Regions from separate parts of the Mus musculus genome. Here all the other regions are linked to region 4. Evidence: chromatin loops called from intact Hi-C (ENCODE). Cell type or tissue: left cerebral cortex. All regions are shown on one strand. Region 1 has its middle 290 kb from the start of Crygf. Region 2 has its middle 140 kb from the start of Pth2r. Region 3 has its middle 230 kb from the start of Pth2r. Region 4 overlaps Pth2r (parathyroid hormone 2 receptor).

Region 1 (5,000 bases), 310 kb after region 4:
GTCTTTAAAGTTCTGAGTCTTGAGGTGACCTTAAAAAAGAAAATCTATAAATAGAAAATTAAATAAATTCACAATAACAACACAGACTTATTCTTGAACATTTCTTTCACAGTCTGGGAATAATTTTATGTATTTTGAAACCAGTGATGGCAGAGACAACATGTTAGATATTGTAGGCAATATAATTTTATATATATATGTGTGTGTGTGTTTGCATATACATATGTATACACATATATGTTGTAGGTCATATAATTCCAAATATATATTACATAATATAATTGTTGAGATGTATTATATACTATAATATAAATTTATATATCATTGTGATAATCATCACAAACAGTTTTTATGTGGGTTATGCCTTAAATATATGTCTCCTATTTATTGTATTTTTGAGGCTCATGATATTTGAAGATGATAGATAATACCTTTTTCATGTCAGGATTACAGAATGATAGATATTAAAAAATACTTCTTGGATGGTGCATATATCCTGGATTAGAAGCATTCCATGTATCATAAATAGTTGCTTCTTTACTTACTGCCTATAAAATGACTTGTTATATAAAATAAGACAGATTTTCCCCAAAGTTTTAGAATACTGTGATGTTCTTTGTTCTGTAGTGAAAGCCAGAATTTTGTTCAGAAGAAATAAATAGATGTTACTTAAAGAGAGCTTTGTCACGATAAGGTACTCTTTTAACAAGAATCACTCATCTGGTAATGACTTTCTAAATAAAACTAAGAAATGTCTGCACCTTGAAAATGAAATTTGTTCCATAAAAGATATGAATGAGCCCTGTTAGAGTTATGTGTCATTCTTGGCTGCTCTAACCCTCTGCTTCCCCTCTCCAGGAGGCAGGAAATTTCATCTTTTAGAAAGTATGGAAGGAAAAAAGTGCTGCTATCAACATGGCATTGTTCATTACACTGAATGCTGAGAAATCAAAGTTATTGTAGACTTTAGTAGTTCTATTTTCCTTTCTTAGGTACAGCTTTTCAACTCCTCTTAAGAAAATATCTTTCCTTATGGTAATTTTATAAGTGACCAGAATATCTTTAAATGAACTTTATTGAGGTATGGTTACCATAGAAGAAACTTTCCCACTTAAAAAATATATTTGAATGATATTTGACAAAATTGTACACTGAGGTAATTACCAGCATAATACAGATGCCAGGTATTTCTATCACTAAAATCAATTCCCTTATGTGCCATCCCTAGTATTTATAATAAAGTTATTATAGATGTTCTTGTACAGATTTTTGTTAAATATAAGCTATATTTTGGTTTGACACAAATCAAGCAATGGGCTTAATAGGTGAAATGTAAATGCATTATTAAATGTTTAAGAACCTATTGAGTCATTCTTTTCAATGATTATATAGTTTTGATGTTCATATATATACATATATATGTATGTATACATATATATATATATGTATTCATCAATGAGGATGAAGTATCAGTTATAATTATACAAATATCAATAGCAAATAATATCTGTTCCTAAATATTATAAAATAATCAAGTTTTGAGGCCGAATGAAGAAATACAGGATTTAGCAGAATGTTTCTAATAAAGCCCACATCAATTATGGTTTAAGTTTTTGTTTCTATGTCTAGAGAGGCATATAAATATGAGCCATAGGGATAGATGGGTTGGATAGCCCTTGCCACACAAACTTAATGATCTGAGTTTGATTCCCAGAACCCATGTGAAAAAGTTGGAGATTGTTGCATGTGACTGTAATCCAAATGGTACGACAGCAAGATGAGAAGCAGAGACGGAATTGCTTGGATGTTCACGGGACAGCTAGCCAGGAGTATCACAGCACAATAGAAACAGCATGAGAAAGCCTACCTCAACCAGTTAAAGGAGAGAACCAACTCTGGAAAGTTATTTTTCTGACCTCCACATGTGTACTATGGCATGGTGGGTAATCTTACTCTAATGCAAATTGATGAGAGTGTTATTGCACAGTTAACTATAACCTCAGAAATGTCCACAGTTAGGTTAAACTTATTTTGTTGACTGTAGGTGGCACCCTATCAGCATACTCCAGCAGTATAACTCCAAGTACCAGAAGATGAATGAAAGATACTGCTAAAAGAATCATGAATACTGTATAACAGAGAGAGTAACATGCCTTATGGAACTCTCCTTAATTCTTTATTCACATTTTCTGCTGGGTGCGTTGTGGCTATTAAGGGTCTCTGCTGCATCTAGTTTGGGGATGTTTAAACTCAGCAAGCAAACATTGCAGCAAATTTGCTGTGCATGCCCCAGAACCCATTGTCACTGTCTTTTTACCCTAAAAATGAATACAAGTATAAATAGCAAAAGACGTGGAACAAAGTATCTCTTCAAATCTGATCTCTGTCGATGCAGGGACTCATTTGGAGTTTTCAGTGTTAATCGAAGACTTGAGTGCTGCCCTTGGTGGCATGCCTTGTTCCTACCGAAGTTCAGAGCTTTGAGTGTTGCTTTTAATTAGTCTGCTATGCCTTTTTCTTCCTCTTTCTTTACAAAGCTTTCGTGATGATCTGTGGCATACTCAACATTTGTCTTTAGTCACACTAGTCTGATTTTCTGTGCCACCAATTGCTTGTACAAAGGTCAACTCTAATCTGCTTTATTTACAAGAAAAAAGACCCAAAGTTTCAAGAATATATTAGTTTTTCCCATCATTTAACTTAATTCATTTATTCAGGCAATCAAATAGAAGAATAAAAGTATTTTAGGCATTGGTAGTATAAGTATGAAATACATGACTCAGAGTTTTAAAGGCATTTATAGATTAGTGAAGACAATGACCCCAAAACAAACAGCCCAAACTATAAGGTGACAAGTCACAGAGGTGTATTTGCTTAACAGGGACCCAATTCTTATTGTTTTCTAATAAGTAATGTACATTCACAAATGAAAAATACTTTGTAATTTAAGGAACTTCATGGACTATTTGACTTTAAAAAGAAAAAAATTTAATTTGGGGAAGGATATTTTTAAAAAAATATATTTGATTTCTAAGAAGCAAACTGTGGACTTTCAAATAAATAATGATATTTGACCTAATGACTGCTATGTTTTAACAAATATTAAAATACTAATTTCAATATCCCCAATAGCAATTTTATGTAAATGCTATGAAATGCTTATGCTATATGTTCTGTAATTTCTCATATTGTGTAAAAGTATGTTATCAATCAGCTAAAATCAAAATGGGATATTATAATATTAAGTGTATAGCCTTGAGTGCAGACATAACAGTCCCCAAATAATATAGGTATGTGGGTAGACAGATATATAGATAGAAATAATCTCCTTTTAAAGTGATTCACACTCTTTAAGAAGAAGAAATGAGTTAACCTGACTATTTTTATATTTAAGTGTGTGTGTGTGTGTGTGTGTGTGTGTGTGTGTGTGTGTGCATGTACATATATGTAGAGACTAGAGTTAAATATCTTCTATTTCTTCTTACTTTTACTGTTTTAGAGACAGGGTTGCTCACTGATTCTAGAGCTCACCAGTTCAGCCATGGCTAGGCAGCAGGACTCAAACACCAGCTTGTCTCTGCTTCCAAGTGCTATAGGCATGAGCAGTCACCCCTGGCTTTTATGTGGATGCTGTGAATTTAAACTCAGGTCCTCATGCTTGCTCTGCAGTGATTTTCTTCACTGTGCCTTCTTCTCAGTCCCCATTTTCAACTCTTAGTATTATCCACAATAGAGCAAAGCCCATGTTTCAGAGAGAGAGAAACTGCATAAAGGTAAGGAGGATGTGTAACCGAGAATCTAATATAAAGTCTTTTAATAACATTCTACTTAAATAGTGATAAAATGTGACTTGAAATCAAAACTTCCTTAAAAAAACTAAACCTTCTTTAATAATTTCAAACTTAGAGTCTTATACCATTATACCATATACAAATCTATGAAATGTTAAGCACCTAGCCAAACTTGTTGTTATTGTTTTATTGCATTTTGTCATGTGTTTTGGCTTTAATGAAAATCACTGGTTATTGACGTCTTCAACCTTCTATATAGGCTTGTTAAACCAGCAGCCTAGGAGGTGGTGGTCTGGTTTGTAAAATCTGTTGCACACGGAATGATGGTTAATGATCACCATTCATATTCTCATTTTGTTACATTCAAGTTTCAGAAGAGAAGGAAGGGGAACAGGATCAGATGCATCAACACCAGCATTTTATAAAGTAAACAAATTTGTCCCTAATTATAATGAATGAAAATAGAATGGATGCAAGACACAAAAGCTAGCTTCTGAGGAATGTTACACAAATGCCCAGTAGATCCTAAGGGTCTCCACAGTAACTAGAAGTTTCAAATATTGATTCATTTACCTAAAGTCCAAGCTGATGTTTGGGTTTTCTGACTTCCTTGTGTCCAGGTAATGAATGCTGTGTTCTCTTCTGCATAAGGATGCTCAGTCTAATATATGGGCATTATGATGATGATGATGATGATGATGATGATGATGATGATGAATGCTTTATTGCTGCATCCTGACATTGTATTATCAGCATAGCTTTATGTTTTTCTTAGTATTATTCCACCAGGGGTGCTATGTCTTTTAAAAGTAATACGAACTCTGCTTTGATCTAGTATACTGCTAGAAATTCTAAATTTCTTTATGCATGCTGGTCATGATAAAATATATTAAGATGCATTAAAAGCAGGCTGATCTGTTGTGTTCAGAATTTTTTTGAAAATGCAGATTCTCTTAGAGTGGTTATAATTTAAATGGCAACATCTGCTGCCAATTCCATGAATTTCTTATAAAATAAAATTAGAGAATTAAATATAAGATTTTCATGAGACGAGGCCTGGGTAATTGGAAATTAAATGTTTATAAAAACTTGTTTAAATCAGTTAGGAATTTTATGTTTTTATAAAAAGTAGTCAATAAAAAAAATCATAACACCTACATTCAATTTGGGGCACCCATGAGAGTGTAGCCACTATTGGGACACTCATTT
Region 2 (5,000 bases), 120 kb after region 4:
CAAAGATGCTCGGGCACTTCCTGATTGGTTGCCCGTGAGCAGTGTTTTGTTTGTTTCCTGAAACTGACTTGTTTTAGACTTTTTCAGTTCTGCGAAAAAGAAACTTAGGCTAGTCTCCCAAACAACCAGTTTGCAGCTTGTCATGGAGTCAGCCTGGCTCTGGCTAACTCTTTCCTTGCACATAGAGCTGTAATTCCCAATCAGGGGCTTAAAAATTATAAGCAAAAGACCGACATATCTCTATTAGTGCAAGGACAGCTAGGTCTGCATAGTAAGTTCAGGTCAGGCAGAGCTGCATAGTGTGATATAGTCTTGAATAAAAGAAACAAAATGAGGTAAAATTCAAAACCTTGGTGATTGTGATGTAACACAGTGGTAGACTACTTGTCTAGTATGTACAAGTCACTAGGTTCAATCCCCAGTATCATAAAATATCAACACATTATCTTAAACACAAACTTCCCAGAGATTTTAATTAAACAGTGTTTTAAGTCCCATTATAAACCATTCACGATTAGTGGTTTAAGTGTTTCAAAAGTTCATGTATGGAAGCACGATGCCCATTGTACAGTGCTGGTAGGTGGGGGCTAATGGGAATTGATTGGGTCATGAGTGCAGAGGCCTTAAAAATGGGCCATCTTTATCCCTGCATATCTTGTAGGTAGGGCAGATTTAGGGTCCAAGGTTTTGTAAGTGGGTTGGTGTCCCTCACTGGAAGACCTGCCTGGCTACAGGAGGTGGCCACTTCAGTCTCCATATCCCAAGCTGGTAGGAGTCACAGCTAGAGTCACCACTATATTCTCCCAGGAGCCTCCCCTGTCCCAGAAATGCCCCACCCCCATTAATTTCCTTCTCTCTTCTAGCCCATTCATCCCCAACCCCACACCTGATCACCATTGCTGTACCCTCCCCATCCCCTCTCCAAACTAGTTCCCTCTCTCAATCCACTTCTGATGTTTATATTATTTCCCATTCTGAATGAGAGTCAAGCATTCTATCTTAGGCCCTCTTTGTTACTTAGCTTCTTTGGGTCTGTGCATTGTAGTGTGGGTATCTTGTATGTACTTTATGGCTAATATCTACTTATAAATGAATACATACCATGTGTGTCTTTCTGGGTCTGGGTTCCATTCTTCAGTTGAGAGACACCTGGGTTGTTTCCAAATTCTGGATATTATGAATAAAGCTGCTATGGACATAGTTGAACAAGTCTCCTTGTGGTATGGAGGAGCATCTTTTGGGTATATGCCCAGGATATATCCAATTGAGTTATAACTGTCCCAATTTTGTGATAGAGATGAGATGGGGGAAAGAACAGACAACAAATACTAAAAATACAGCTCTTAGAAACCAGTCTATAGATAAGATTTTATGTAGTGTCTTATGTATTCAGCACTGGAGAAATTATGGGAAATTTTATGGCTACAGACTTAGCCAAGTCCTCAAGAAGCTGGATGGTAAGCAAATGTTTACATATGATTAAGGACATAATCACATTGTGAAAAGTGCTGCAAAGCACAATTACAGGAGATTTTTCAGATGAAAGAATGGAGATATACTTCACCTATAAGGCTGCGATGGATGAACCAGGGAGAAAGCTGCCAGAGGTATGAAGAGGAAATCAAAACGGAAAAGTCAGAGGGAAGACTCTATTTTATTAATGAGTGTGTCTTCTAGACATTGTGTCATTTTAAACAGCCAGCTTGTCTTAAAGAGAAGACTTTTACAGGAGTCATTTCTTAGAACTATTCTAAGAACTCTGAGAACATGTAAGAACTGTTAATAACACATATGATTAGATCATGAGTTGGTATCTGGATAGTCTGTCAGATTTAGCTACCTACTTGAGCTTAATCGACTCTCTAGCCCGTTAGAGGGTGAAAGCCTTTAGATCAGTATGTCTCCCACCTGTTCTGCATTATGCATAATTACATGATCTAAAACTGGCTGTGCCAGTGGCAAGAGCAGTTATAAGTTATAACCTTTCAATCAGAAGTAAGATTATACTTCATTCATTTGTAACCCTGCCATTTTGTGCTGACCACAAGTCAAGTAGAATATAAATTCCACCAAGATCAGAATGACTTTCAGTAAACTGGAACAATGCACCCCCATAATATTCAGTTTCATAAAACTATCACGTGAATTCTTTTTAGTTATTCGGTTTTTCCATCAGGTCTATAATAGATTTGAACGCATAGAAATGAGTTTATTGTCATACTGATTCATTAGAGGCATTAACTGTGACCTAGTCTATGGATTTTAAAGTACTTGTTTGTCTGTAAGCATTTGAAAAGTTAAAATTCAAAGTGGGAAGATGCTGGTGTTTTCAATTCCATCTAATCAGTGGCCATAAAACATACAGAACTCAATTTAATGTTCAGGTCAGACATCAATGAATTTTTTCCATATTAGTTCTGTTGCCCACGTGGAACCATTCCTGATTCAAGCTTTCCATTTCATCACCAAGCTGCTGCACACACCAAATTCAAGAATTAAATCCGATGGATTATATTCACGATTGCTCTATAATAAGTTACTCTAAATGTAGGGTCTTTTTAAAAACAATGTAAATAGGTTTTTCTCTCATACAGTACATCCTGCCCACTCTCTGCATCTGCTCCCATCTGTTGCTGGAAGAAATCTCTCTGATGATAACTGAGCAAGGCACCAATCTACAGTATAACGTAATATCATTAGAAATCATTTCATTGATTTTTTTTAGCTGTTGTGCTCGATTCCATTTTAGGTCTCTGAGCTATATAGTTTCAGGTTTCTGGATATCTAAAACCAAGCATTGGTTTAACACTGATCCAGTACATCCTGCAGTAAGCACAGATTTTAGGTCAAGGGTTCTCTGGCAGGGTTGGTGTCCAGGTTTCTCTTTCCATAGCCTATAGAGTACTTTCCCATACCAAAATCACTAGATCTTAGGGGTGAAGGTTCCATGTAGGCACCAGCTTGATCTTTTGACATTCTATGAGCTGTGTGGATGTTGTCCTCATCTATGGATCTTTGCTGTGAGTTTTCAGTGAGTGATCTGTCTTAGCATCAGCCTGGGTTGCTTATAGACCTCTATTGGACCCTCTAGGCCAACAATCAGCTGAATGTAACCCAGTCCCACCACTGGATGCCTTGCTTGGCTATAAAACATGGTTAATACAGACTGGGTATCTTAGTTAGAGTTTTACTGCTATGAACAGACACCATGGCAAAGGCAACTCTTATAAGGACAACATTTAATTGGCACTGGCTTGTAGGTTTAGAGGTTCAGTCCAGTATCATCAAGGTAAGAACATGGCAGCATGCAGGCAGGCATGGTGTAGGAGGAGCTGAGCATTCTACATCTTCATCTGAAGGCTGCTAGCAAAATACTGGCTTCAGACTGCTAGGATGAAGGTCTTGAATCCCACATCCACAGTGACACACCTACCCCAACATGGCCACACCTTCTAATAGCGCCACTCCTTAGGCTGAGAATGTACAAACCATCACACTGGGTGTCCTCTATTAATAGGTGTCTTCACTAGGATCACCCTCATAGATTCTAGGAAGTTTCCATTGTACTAGCCACACTGCTCCCAAATGCCACCTAATTCCATTCTCCCTGCAGTCTTGCCCTCTGCCCTTGCCCCCACCTGATTCCTCCTGCTCCTGTCTCTACCTAAACCTAGAACATCTGCAGAATCTATTCTATTTACCCTTGTGACCCTCCTCTTTACCTAACCTCTCTGTGTCTCTGGATTGTAGCTTGATTATAGTTAATATCCATTTATAAATAGTACATATTGCATTTGTCTTTCTGAGTCTGCTTACTTCGCTCAGATTTTCTTTCTATCTAGTTGCATCCATTTACTGCAAATTTCATGATTTTTTTTTAACAGTAGAGTAATACTCCATCGTAAATCAGCAGTTATCAACATGTGGGTTGTGATCCCTTGGAGTCTCATATCACATATCTTGCATATCAGATATCTATATTGCAGTAGATTCACAATAGTAGCAGAATTACAGTTATGATGTAGCAGTGAAACAATTTTTTGGTTTGGGGGTTCACCATAACATGAAGAACTATTGTAGAAAATCACTAGACTATAAAAGTACCACATTAAAAAAATCTGTTCTTAATTGAGGGACATCTAGGCTATTTCTAGTTTCTGCCTATTATGAATAAAGCTGTAATGAATATAGTTGAGCAAGTGTCCTTGTGGTAGGATGGAGTGTCCTTTGGGTCTATGCCAAGTGTGATATAGCTGGGTTTTCAGACAGATTAAATCCTAGTTTTCTGAGGAACCACCATATTAGTTTTGATAGTGGCTGTACAAGATTGCTCTCCTCACAGCAATGGAGAAATGTTCCCCTTACTCCACGTCTTCACCAGCATTAGCTTTCACTTGTGTTAATTGACCTTAGTCATTCTGACAGGAGTGAGTTAGAATTTCAAACTAGTTTTGATTTGCATTTCCCTGATATCTAAGGATATTGAACATTTCTTTAAATGTTTCTCAGCCATGTGAGATTCCTCTATTGAGAATTCTCAGTATAGAACTGTACCCCATTTTCAAATTGGATTGTTTTATTAATATCTAGTTTTTGAGTTGTTTATATATTTTAATATCAGATTTTTTCTATTGGATATGGAGTTGGCAAAAATATTTTCCCATTATGTAGGCTACTTTTTTGTATGATTGACAGTGTCTTTTGCGATACAGAAGCTTTTTGATTTTGTAAGGTCTCATTTATTAATTGTTGTCCTTATTTCTGTTCGGAAAGATGTCTCCTGTACCAAGGAGTTCAAAGTTGTTCCTCATTTTTTCTTCTATTAGCTTCAAGGTGTCTGGTTTTATGATGAGATCTTTGATTTATGTAGACTTGAGTTTTGTGTAGGGTGCTAAATATGGATCCATTTGGATTCTTCTATGTGTAGACATTCATTTTGACCAGCACCATTTGTTGAAGATGCTGTCTTTTTTCCAGTGTGAATTTATTAATTTTTAATA
Region 3 (5,000 bases), 210 kb after region 4:
AGCCGAGATGGGAGATCCTTTCGGTATTCCAGAAGCCGATACCAGCTCGACATGACATTCAAATTTTTCCACGCTTTTTGATCCCTGAATTCCCCTTAAAGAGATAGCCTCTCTGGCTATCTATCCCTTGCTTCAGGGAAGATGAGCGGGGATGAGAGCCCTGGGATGTATGCTTGTTATAGTGTGTGTGTGTTTTTTGTGTTTGGCACATGTGTTAGGTGCAGAGTGTGCGGCCCGCACTTTAGCCATGGTAGCGTAGGCTTTTGCTGCAGTGGAGGCGGGACAATCTCCTCAGATTTGGTTTGCCGCTCTAAAAGAAATTATGCTGCGTTATGCCTTGGGGTGCGAGGCTAAGCACTGCACAGAGGATAGCTTGCTGTTGGCATCCTGTGGAAGGCAGGTCTGATTGCATGAAGGTTCAGTGTCCTAGTTCCCTTCCCCCAGGAAAAACGACACGGGAGCTGGCCAAGACCTCTCTGGGTGATGAGCCTAAGGGATGGTTTTGTGTAGGGCCCCTATGCTTGCACACTGGGGATCAGACCTCTACCTTCACCCATGAGGCTTGCTTGCAGCAATTAAGATCTGGCCATAAGTTAATTAACATCCTGGCCTTTTGATGCACCTGCCGCAAGCAAAACACAATCTCCCCAGGTGTGGCTTGGCATAATAGAGAGGTAGTCAGTGATAAGACTCCCTGGGCATGTCACCAACCTAAGACAGGGATCAAACCAATGCTGTTTGTCACCCAAGGACGGGTAAGGGGCATGGCTGCGGGGGGCTATCTACAGACATTCTCTCTGCCAAAAAAGAAAAAAGGGGGAATTGTTAGGAGCAGGTGTGGCGGCAGTCCTAAAGGCGCCAGGGACTGCAGCTAAGTCATATGACTTGCACCTGACTTCCTCATATAAGACACAAACATCTTGAGTGCTGCGCAGGTGTACCAGGATACAGGTGAATCCAATTTGGTGGAGATTTGCCCCTGCTGCCCTGATTAGCTGAAGCTGCGTGCCTGGTGAGGTGGCGTGGCCTGCTGTGCGTGGATGGGAACTGAGAGTATATAAGAGTGAGAGGCCCGGGTTAGAGGAGGATTATTATTCGAGAGAGGATTGTTATTATTGGGAGATATAAACGAGGGAGAGATACAAACAGGGGAGATATAAACAAGGGAGATATAAACAAGAAGAAATAGGACTGAATAAACGTGTGCAGAAGGATCCTGCTGTGGCGTCCTGCTTCCTGGCCAGTTGGGCGCGCTCGACAATTGCAGAAAGATAAAGGGAAGCCAAGGGGGAATACTATAGTCAGTTTTGATAGAAATATGGTCTTGGTGAAGCTCCTGAGTCCTCATGAATGACTGTGACTTTGGTGACAGCTCCCAAACCTACCAGATAGTCCATTTGGATTCAGTACAATGAGTAATTTTATCTTCCTTTGAGTCTGGGCTTTTACTTTCTTTTGACAAATAGGACTTCTCATTTTCCCTGCAGTATTCTCAAGAACAAATCTTAATCTGCAGTTTAGTCCATGTGAGCCTTAGAGTCACACTACGGACCCCAAATTTCACCTTCCATAGGCCCTGTTGTCTTGGTTTCTGAATCCCACTAATTATTGTTTATCTGCCAGCTTAGTGCACTTGTAGTCTAGGCAGAATTCACAAGCACTCTTAAGCAGCTCATCACTCTGGGTATCAGACAATATTCTCATTTTGTACTCAACTTACCATTTATTCCTACTGATTCCCTATAAGTTTTCAGACTGAAGTCCAAGTTCCTGACCATTGCTTAGGAAACAGTGAGCTGCCGTCTATGCCTCCCAGCTTCCTTCCTCACTGTGGCCAGCTTACCACAGTCATCCTGATTTAATATACTTTTCTACCATCCCACTTGCTCATGCTAGCTATTTTCCCTATATTCACTTCCTTTACCCAGCCTGATTCTGCTTCACTTCCATCATCTGTAGCATGTATATCAATGTAATTCTTAATAGTCTGTGCTCTTAATTAGTAACTGTTACATGTGTAGCAATGTGATTCATGTACAGTCTGTGTTCTTAAAGACTAAACTATCTGAAAGCAAAAGACATGCTTTTTCCATTGTAGTTCCTGGGCTAATAAGAAAAATGATATTTGGTTTTTAGTAAATATTTTAAAGCAAATAGAACGTACTGGGTGAGAGGTTGGGCCTTTGACATACACACCAAACAAGATGCTCAAGGATTCACAACAGATGAGACAGCCATAAACAAATATACTTACTTTTAAGTTTTTATTAGTTCTTTGAGAACTTCCTACAGTGTATTATCATCAGTCACTCTCCATCTCCCTACTCCTCCTAGGTCTTTCCCAATTTTTCAACCTACCCTGCTGATAAGAAGTAAGTAAGATAGTTATACACCCACATTCAGGGCAGAATTATTCACAATAGACAAAAAGTAGAATCAATTCAAGAATATACTTGTGGAGGAGCAGATAAGCACAATGTAGCACAATGTAGCATATACATACATTTAGAAACGTCCTCAGCTATAAAAAGGACAAGGGCTTTGACAGTTGTAAAAAAATGAACAGTCCTTGAAGGCATAATGCTCAGCCTAATATGATAGTCATAAACAAAAATTTTATACTTTCCACTACTATGAATTGCTTATAGTAGTCTATTCATTGAGATAGAAAGCACAATGGTGACAGACAACAGTCATGAGGAACTGGGTCCTATAATGATGTAAGGCTTCTGGATATTGGCTCCCCAGCAGGGTAGATGTGCTGAATTAATCTTTTAGGGTATTCAAGATTTTGAATTTCATGTTTTATAAATTTGACTACAGCTTAAATAAGAAGTTAATGAGAACAACCCTAGGATTAGAAAAGGAAAGACACGGTTGCCTCATGCAACTCACGGTATCACGAGGAGTCTGGAAGGCACACAACGGAAACACAGTTCTACATTTGTGGCTTGATGGACAATAGAACAAACTACCCAGGAAATGAATGCATGAATGGAAAGGCAGCTTCATCTTATTGAATGAACTTGCTGTGAGCTAGTGTAAATGACAGCTGTGCTTTTGGAAATAATGAGCTTGGCTCCTAGATCTCTAAAATTATGTTCTCTGGTGGATTTCCAGCAGAGATAAATGACAAGATTTAAAGCTTTCCTCTTACAAATTAATTTGAATTACTATGACATAATAAAGATCTCCGGGTAGTTCTTTATTATATGAATGGAAGTTCCTGCTGAATAGGCAGCTCTCAGCACCAAAGAGACAAATTCAAAGGTGCTGACATATCTAATTGAGCACCTGCATGGAGGATATGAAAGGATGATTAGTAATGTGTATCAGGGACTTCCTTAAAGATGGGTCTTCCAAATGCAAACCAGCATTAGTGTTCAAATATGAAGATTATATATCAGATTAGTACAAATACTCCAGATCCACAGCTGGGACCTTTCTCTAATTCATCTCTGAATTTGACCTCCTTATTATGTTTGTGATATATGTATATGTATATATATATATGTATATATATATATTGACTTGATTCTATAGTTTATTGTCTAATAGAATGGGTAAAATTAATTTTTTATCACATCATGGAGAGTTGCTTTGCCACAATATGTTTTTGTTAACATTGAGCAAAATGTTTAAGTGGTAGTTGGTATCACACAGTTCAGCTGTGGACCTGATGAAGTCGTTCTGCTTAGGATCTTACAAGACTGAAATCAGCATGCCAGCAAACATGATACAGTTTTGTTTTGAGGACCCAAGAAGGATTCATTTGTAAGCTGGTTCGGGTTGTCAGAATTTTGTTTCAGAATGAGGTTATTTTTTAAAAAAAAAAGAATTATTTATTTATTTTATGCATATGAGTACACTGTATCTGTCTTCAGACACACCAGATCCCATTACAGATGGTTGTGAGCCCACCATGTAGTTGCTGGGAATTGAAATCAGGACCTCTGGAAGAGCAGTCAGTGCTCTTAACTGCTGAGCCATCTCTCCAGCCCAGGTTCTTGTTTGTTGAGTGACTGTTAGGGTTGCCAACTTCTCCTAGGGACCATTCTTGGGTCGTGTTCACATGATTCCACCCCATCTTTAATGCAGTGAAGATGCAGCACTTCCCAAACTGAAGGACATGCAGTGTCTAACCTACTTTCTTCTTCCCATCCCTCCCCAGCTTGCTGGTTTTTTCCTGCTCACCTCGGAGAATGCTAAGTGCAGAAATAGAAACAACTGGAGAGCCACCAATGGAATCTAATACAATTTTGTGGTATACCCTGCTCCAGCACCAGCTCCTCTCTGTGAGGTGCATTTTTTTTTGTCCTGAAAGACCTCATTTTCCCCTCTGCTGAGCACAGTCTTTCTCTCTGTGCTTATATCCTGATCCCTAAAAGGGAGATTTCCATTTCATTCCAATACTCATCCATGTTGCAACACACTGACTAGTCACTGTGTCAGTACCCAAAAGACAAAATAATCAAGAATTTTGTTTTTCAGAATAGGCCAGGTGTCTGTTCTGTTGTTCGCTGTCCGCTCCCCAGGGGAACCCTTCAGGCTTGTTTCTTTCCTTTTCTACCCCTGATTAGCCCATCATGTTCCTGGCAAAAAGTAACAGGGCTAGGATAAGTGAAATTTTATAAGCAGGTGCTACACTCTGAGGTTTTTGTACTATACGAATGTTTCTTGGGATGTGAAATAATTTACTGATGAATATGAAATAGAAATGCCTTTCATGAAATCCTATCATTATGATCTTAAGCATTATCAGGTTACAGGAACCAAGAATTTCTGCTCTAGGTGATTTATTTTCTTATTCTGTCAGTCAGAATGGTTGCTCAAGCAAACACACTCCAGTATAACAGTTTTTAGATTTTAAACCATCCCACTAAGCTAATATATTTAACTATCACTATCAAGCTCAGTAATTTCAAATAAAGAAAAGGAAGTAATGTTATATTTATTGATAGTTATTCTGTGCTAAACTTACACAGATTGAATGCAATAGT
Region 4 (5,000 bases):
TCACCAAGGCTTTATATTCTGTAATATACAAATCTCAAAACAAAATTTTAGTATCATCAAGATAAATTTTTTGTTTGATTATCTGGAATCTAGTCCTCTGGGAGTCTCCCTTCATCATATCTGATCCATATAACTCTGGAAGGTGTAAAGACTCTAATCACCTTTTCTAAACATGTAAAAACAAAACGGTTCTCCCCAAATAGCATATCCTTTAGTCAGCAACCAGGAAAGCTTGTATCCTGCCCTCTTTTCCAGAGGAATAATAGTAAAACCACAAAACTCAAAATCAAACCCATTTTGAAAGTTAAAACAAACCAAAAAAAGAAAGTAAACTAAAATACTGTGTGTGGCTATTCTTAGGCCTTTTCTATTTTGCCAAGCAGGATAAAACCCCAAGATTCCTGTGGAGCCCATGTTAGACAGAATTTGAGTATCCTGGGAAGCATACAAAGCAATCTTCATATCATCTTACTGGTCGGCTCTCTGCCTAGAGCAGCCATCTTGTTATACCATTTATCTGTTTGGCTCTCTGCCTGGAGTCACAGATATAGTTTATTTATATCTGTATAATATCTATCAGTTGCTTAATTATAGGTATAATTAACTAAAAACACTCTGCACTTTAATGTTGTTAAAATCTCGACTGACATTTTGAATTTATTAGCTAACAAGAAAATTTTATTTTAAGTGATCTTAAAGTTGAAATCAGATATAAAAATATTTAGAAAGAGGCTGTTAATGCTACATATAACTATTGTAAAGCTATATGAAAACACATGAACTGAAATAAGTATTATAACATACCATTAACTATAAATTCTATGTAATAAGCATATAGTATTTTTTTTTTTATTTCTGAAAAAGTTTGGGACTGGTGAGATGGCTCAGAGATTAAGACCTGTTTTTGCAGAGGACTCGAGTTCTATTCCTAGTGCCCCCATAGTGGCTCACAACCATTTATAACCCAAGTGCCAGGGTTTGGAGCCTGTTCTTACTTCCTTATGTACTGCACATATGTGGCTCTCATTCATGTGTTCAGACAGTCATACAGATAGACACTAAATATGTAAAAAAATCTATAGTAAGAACAGAAAATTCAAATGTTTGTGAAAGGAAAGTGATGCATAAATACAGATACCTAGTCCAAAAATTATTGAAGATTTACAAACAAAAAAGCAAAGGTTTTATGCCTTCTGGTCCTCCTTCCAAGTATGATCTTATTTTGTTATGAGTAATTTAAGAGCTAAAAGGATAAAAATCTGGATTTTCTAAATTTTAGACCATTCTGTGTAAATATCATAACTGAATGATAATTAGCTTTGCTTAGGATAAAGAAGGGAATGAGAGTTATAATTAGTGGTGTTAATTTATAAAAATGAGAATGACATGGGATTAGTAATTAGTGTTGTGTCAGATAATCCAAGTATTTCTCACAGGAGGACACAGGAGAAGACATTAATTAGAGCTCCACACTGTATGCTTGGGGTCCAGGCTTCCTTAGTCTTTCTAACCTTTTGTGACTTTTTATTCTTCTTGTCAAAAAGCCACCAGAGACATTAACATGTTTTGTAAAAATCTTGTTTTAAGGGCTGTTGGTTTTCTGAATTTGGGGGCAAGGTCTGAGGCTATGTTCATTCACTGATGGGGTAACATCTTGTAGAAACCAGAAATTTTTCTCAGAACCTAAGAAAATTCCTTTTCACGACTGTTCTAATACAGAGTAATTGTACAATATACTGACCCATAGATTTGACACTTAGATGAAGACTTTAACGCATCATGTGACTAACTCCCAAACATAGTACATGACATTAGAGCATGCATTTTCCAGACAGGAAAATAAGACCATGCTTCCAGGTCCAGTTTGTGTTGGTTGTGAAGTGTTTATTAGGTACATATTGATTGGACAGTAGAGTTAGCCTTCTGAAACAATAACAAACTCGGCTAAACAAGCTTTAAGAAAAGAGAATTATTTGGCTCTCACAGTCTTAGTTTTATTATATGACTGGTTGTTTCTGTTGCTTTGGGCTCACGGAAGGATAACATGGCAGAAACACATTATAAAGCAATACTTCTCAACTCTTAGAAAGAGGAATGTAGGAACGCTGGTCATATCATTCTTCCAGGGCATGCTTCCCATCACCTGAAGATACATCAGTGGGCCTTACACATTGAAGTTCCCACCGCTTCTCCATCACACATCCATGCCTAAGCCCATGGAGCTTTGTGGGGCATTGAAGATCCGAACTTTAGCAATGGTCCAACTTTGAAAAGACACATGCCTTACTAACAACAAAACAAATGGTCAGGAAGTCATATGGAATTCTAGCACATTCTAAAAGAAACTGATGGCAGACTGAGTTGTTAGTCACTGTGAGCAGCAAGAAAAGCAAAGGACCATTACCACATCCATCAACAGTAACAGAAACAGCGACAGCAGTAACATCATCATTACCATCATCACCATCATCACCATCACCACCATCATCATCATCATCAGCAGCAGCAAGAACAGAAGCAGCAAGAGCAACAGCAGATGCCGTAGAAAGAGAGGCAGATGAAGTGGCAGCAGAAGTAAGAGGCAGTGGGATGAATTCCCGGGTTGCCTGTGGTGTGTGAAGGCAGGCTGAGATTGTGAGGGAAGTGAGGCTGTTTCCAGGAATAGGTTCTTTTTTGTGAGAACAGTGTGGGTGAACGAAGACATTTTCTTTTCTTATCCCTTCAGAAAGACACAAAGCAGACCAAATGTTTGTTTCTGTGTAAGAATCAGACGCTGAGAAGTTACTCCAGGTTGATACTGGATTATGATCGGGCATGCCAGTGTTTGCATGACTTTCAAACTAGACAACTGGACATGATGAGTGCTAGTGAGTATTTGTGATGGCAGAATAATGGAGCCCCTAAGGAACCCACTGCTAGCACCTGGTGGTATGCCCGTATATGCTATGCTACATAGCCAAACGGACACTGCAAATGGAATTAAGCTTATGAACATTAAAATGTGGAAGCTATTCTGGATCATCTAGGTTGGCACAGTATAATCATCTGGTTCTTGAGGAATGGAGGAGGAGGAAGGTAGCAGAATCATTTGAGCTGTATGACAAGGAGAACTGCGAGAGATTCAAGATGCAAGAAGGACCTAGTCTCCACTGTTGACTGTGAAGAGGAAGGAAGGAGGTCAGGAGACAGTGATGTCACTCACCTGCCTTCTAAGGCTGGGCAAGTTCACTGCACACAGCCAGAAAGAAATCATTTTTCCCAGTGGATGAACTGAACGCTGCCAACTATTGAAACGAGCAAACAAATATACATACCTTCTGAGACTCCAGAAGAGAGCCCAGCCTGTCAGCTCTTGGTTTTGCCCCTGTGAGTTCATAAGCAAAGGCTCTACTGAGCCAGGGTTCAGACCTTGTTTAACACTGTGAAATTTGTCATGGAAAATGAATGCAGCACTCACAGCAAGTGTCTCTGTTGGGGACGTGGGGGTGTGATCTGGCTGACAAGCTCTCTTCTTGGAAGTTCAGTATATGACCAAAGGAAAGGAGCCCTGAAGAGCACAGCACTGATGGTGAGCATTTGTTAAGCCTTAATCAGTGTCAGGGGCTGTGTCAGGAGCATGGCTAATGCACGAGACAAAAGAGCTCCACCCTTGGTTCCTTCAATTCTCTGACTTAAGAAAACAATAGGAAAAAAAAAAAAGACCCATATAACATTGGGAGGTGTGGAGAACTGTGGAAGAATGACAGCAGGAGACAGGGGAGGGGTGATTTGTGGTACAATTTTGGACTGGGAATGTTTACTCAGAAGTTAACATTTAAGAAAGAGTCTGGAAGAGGTAAGTGAAGGAATATTGAGGTAATGAGGAGAAACAATGTTGAAACCCCAGAAAAGCAAGCTAAGCTGAACCTGGACATGTCAGTGGGACATACATCCTGGGGAAGGAAGATCATTAGTTTCTTCAGAAATGGCCAGGAAGTAGACTGTGGGTCAGTGACTGTGGTCATATGGGGGTTGGGGGTCAATGTGATAAGAGCAAATGTGAGTGTATCATTGGTACCAACTGTGTGAATCAGGCATGATAGAATACTCTAGCACATAACAGGGATCAGGAAGCAGCTTTACCTGCTAAACAGGCAGAAAGGACAAGAGAAGCCAAGGATTCATCAAGAGCCTATGGCTTGAATGCTATGAATGTTATGCTTAGTAACATTCTGGCGTGTATAGACTCTCTACTGCAGACTTATCACTTTCCAGACAGTTGAATCACTCTGAAAAGCTTCCTTCCCTGGGATGTACAAAGCAGAGAACACACAGTATGTTGCAGGAACTTCCTGTGTCTGAGAGGGAGCTGAACACAGGCAGGTCTTCTCTAGTCAGTCTTTGGCTATATCCTAACGTATTGCACTCCCACACTTTACACAGCTAATCATAAGAAGCACAAAGACAGTGGTGGGGAGGACTAGAGAAAATTGTCCTCCAGGAGGACAGTTGTCCTCCAGAGAGGGTTAGAGGTGGAGAGAGAAAGAAGAAAAGGTGGACAAGATGGAGATGGGGAAGGAAGAGGAGGAGGAGGAGGAGGAAGACAAGGAGGAGGAGAAGGAGGAAAAGGAAGAGGAGCAGGAAGAGGAGGAGGGAGTGGAGAGAGGGAATATGCCTTAAAAATGGCTTGCTGAATACTCTAGCTAGGGGTGTGACAGACTGGAAGGTTGTAAGAATGATGAGATTGTTTTCATCTTGAGATGTGCAGATCAAGATGTGTGTGAGGTGAGCATGAGACTAAAACTTATTGGTGAAAACCTACATCTTGAATCACTTTTGTGTACCAAGTTCTTCAACAGCAGCTTAAAAAAGAACCTCAGGTAAAATTGTAGCGACTACTGGGACAGTTGGAAGAAATATGCCACAGCTGTTCACAGTGACTCCCAGTGTTTCTTATACATGAATTGTCATCATTTTTATAGTGAGATAGTGAGTCCACTGGAATGATTTAGATACTTTAA

Evidence for each region. Hi-C counts contacts between places; a loop is a spot of excess contacts. Peaks named below come from ENCODE experiments on the same cell type or tissue, not always from the same donor. Only the 100,000 strongest peaks of a DNase experiment are listed, where the experiment ranks them.
Region 1: it touches region 4 in a loop (3-fold over the local background); 2 of 42 quality-filtered maps call a loop at or near these places.
Region 2: a loop joins it to region 4, with 4 times the contacts of the local background. A loop is called at or near these places in 2 of 42 quality-filtered maps.
Region 3: it touches region 4 in a loop (4-fold over the local background); 5 of 42 quality-filtered maps call a loop at or near these places.

The regions. Positions count from the first base shown.
Region 1 is chr1:65,638,369-65,643,368 of GRCm38, forward strand. No RefSeq gene overlaps it. Among named protein-coding and RNA genes, the nearest start is that of Crygf, 290 kb to the right of the region's middle. In left cerebral cortex, a CTCF peak has its summit at 2,057 (motif pointing right); no DNase peak of the experiment used is centred here.
Region 2 is chr1:65,449,900-65,454,899 of GRCm38, forward strand. No RefSeq gene overlaps it. Among named protein-coding and RNA genes, the nearest start is that of Pth2r, 140 kb to the left of the region's middle. In left cerebral cortex, no CTCF peak of the experiment used is centred here; a DNase peak (open chromatin) is centred at 2,589.
Region 3 is chr1:65,541,389-65,546,388 of GRCm38, forward strand. No RefSeq gene overlaps it. Among named protein-coding and RNA genes, the nearest start is that of Pth2r, 230 kb to the left of the region's middle. In left cerebral cortex, no CTCF peak of the experiment used is centred here; DNase peaks (open chromatin) are centred at 2,982 and 4,156.
Region 4 is chr1:65,331,527-65,336,526 of GRCm38, forward strand. The region is part of intron 2 of Pth2r (parathyroid hormone 2 receptor); the gene reads left to right. Among named protein-coding and RNA genes, the nearest start is that of Pth2r, 23 kb to the left of the region's middle. In left cerebral cortex, no CTCF peak of the experiment used is centred here; DNase peaks (open chromatin) are centred at 2,652, 3,430 and 4,225; H3K27ac peaks cover 2,097 bases.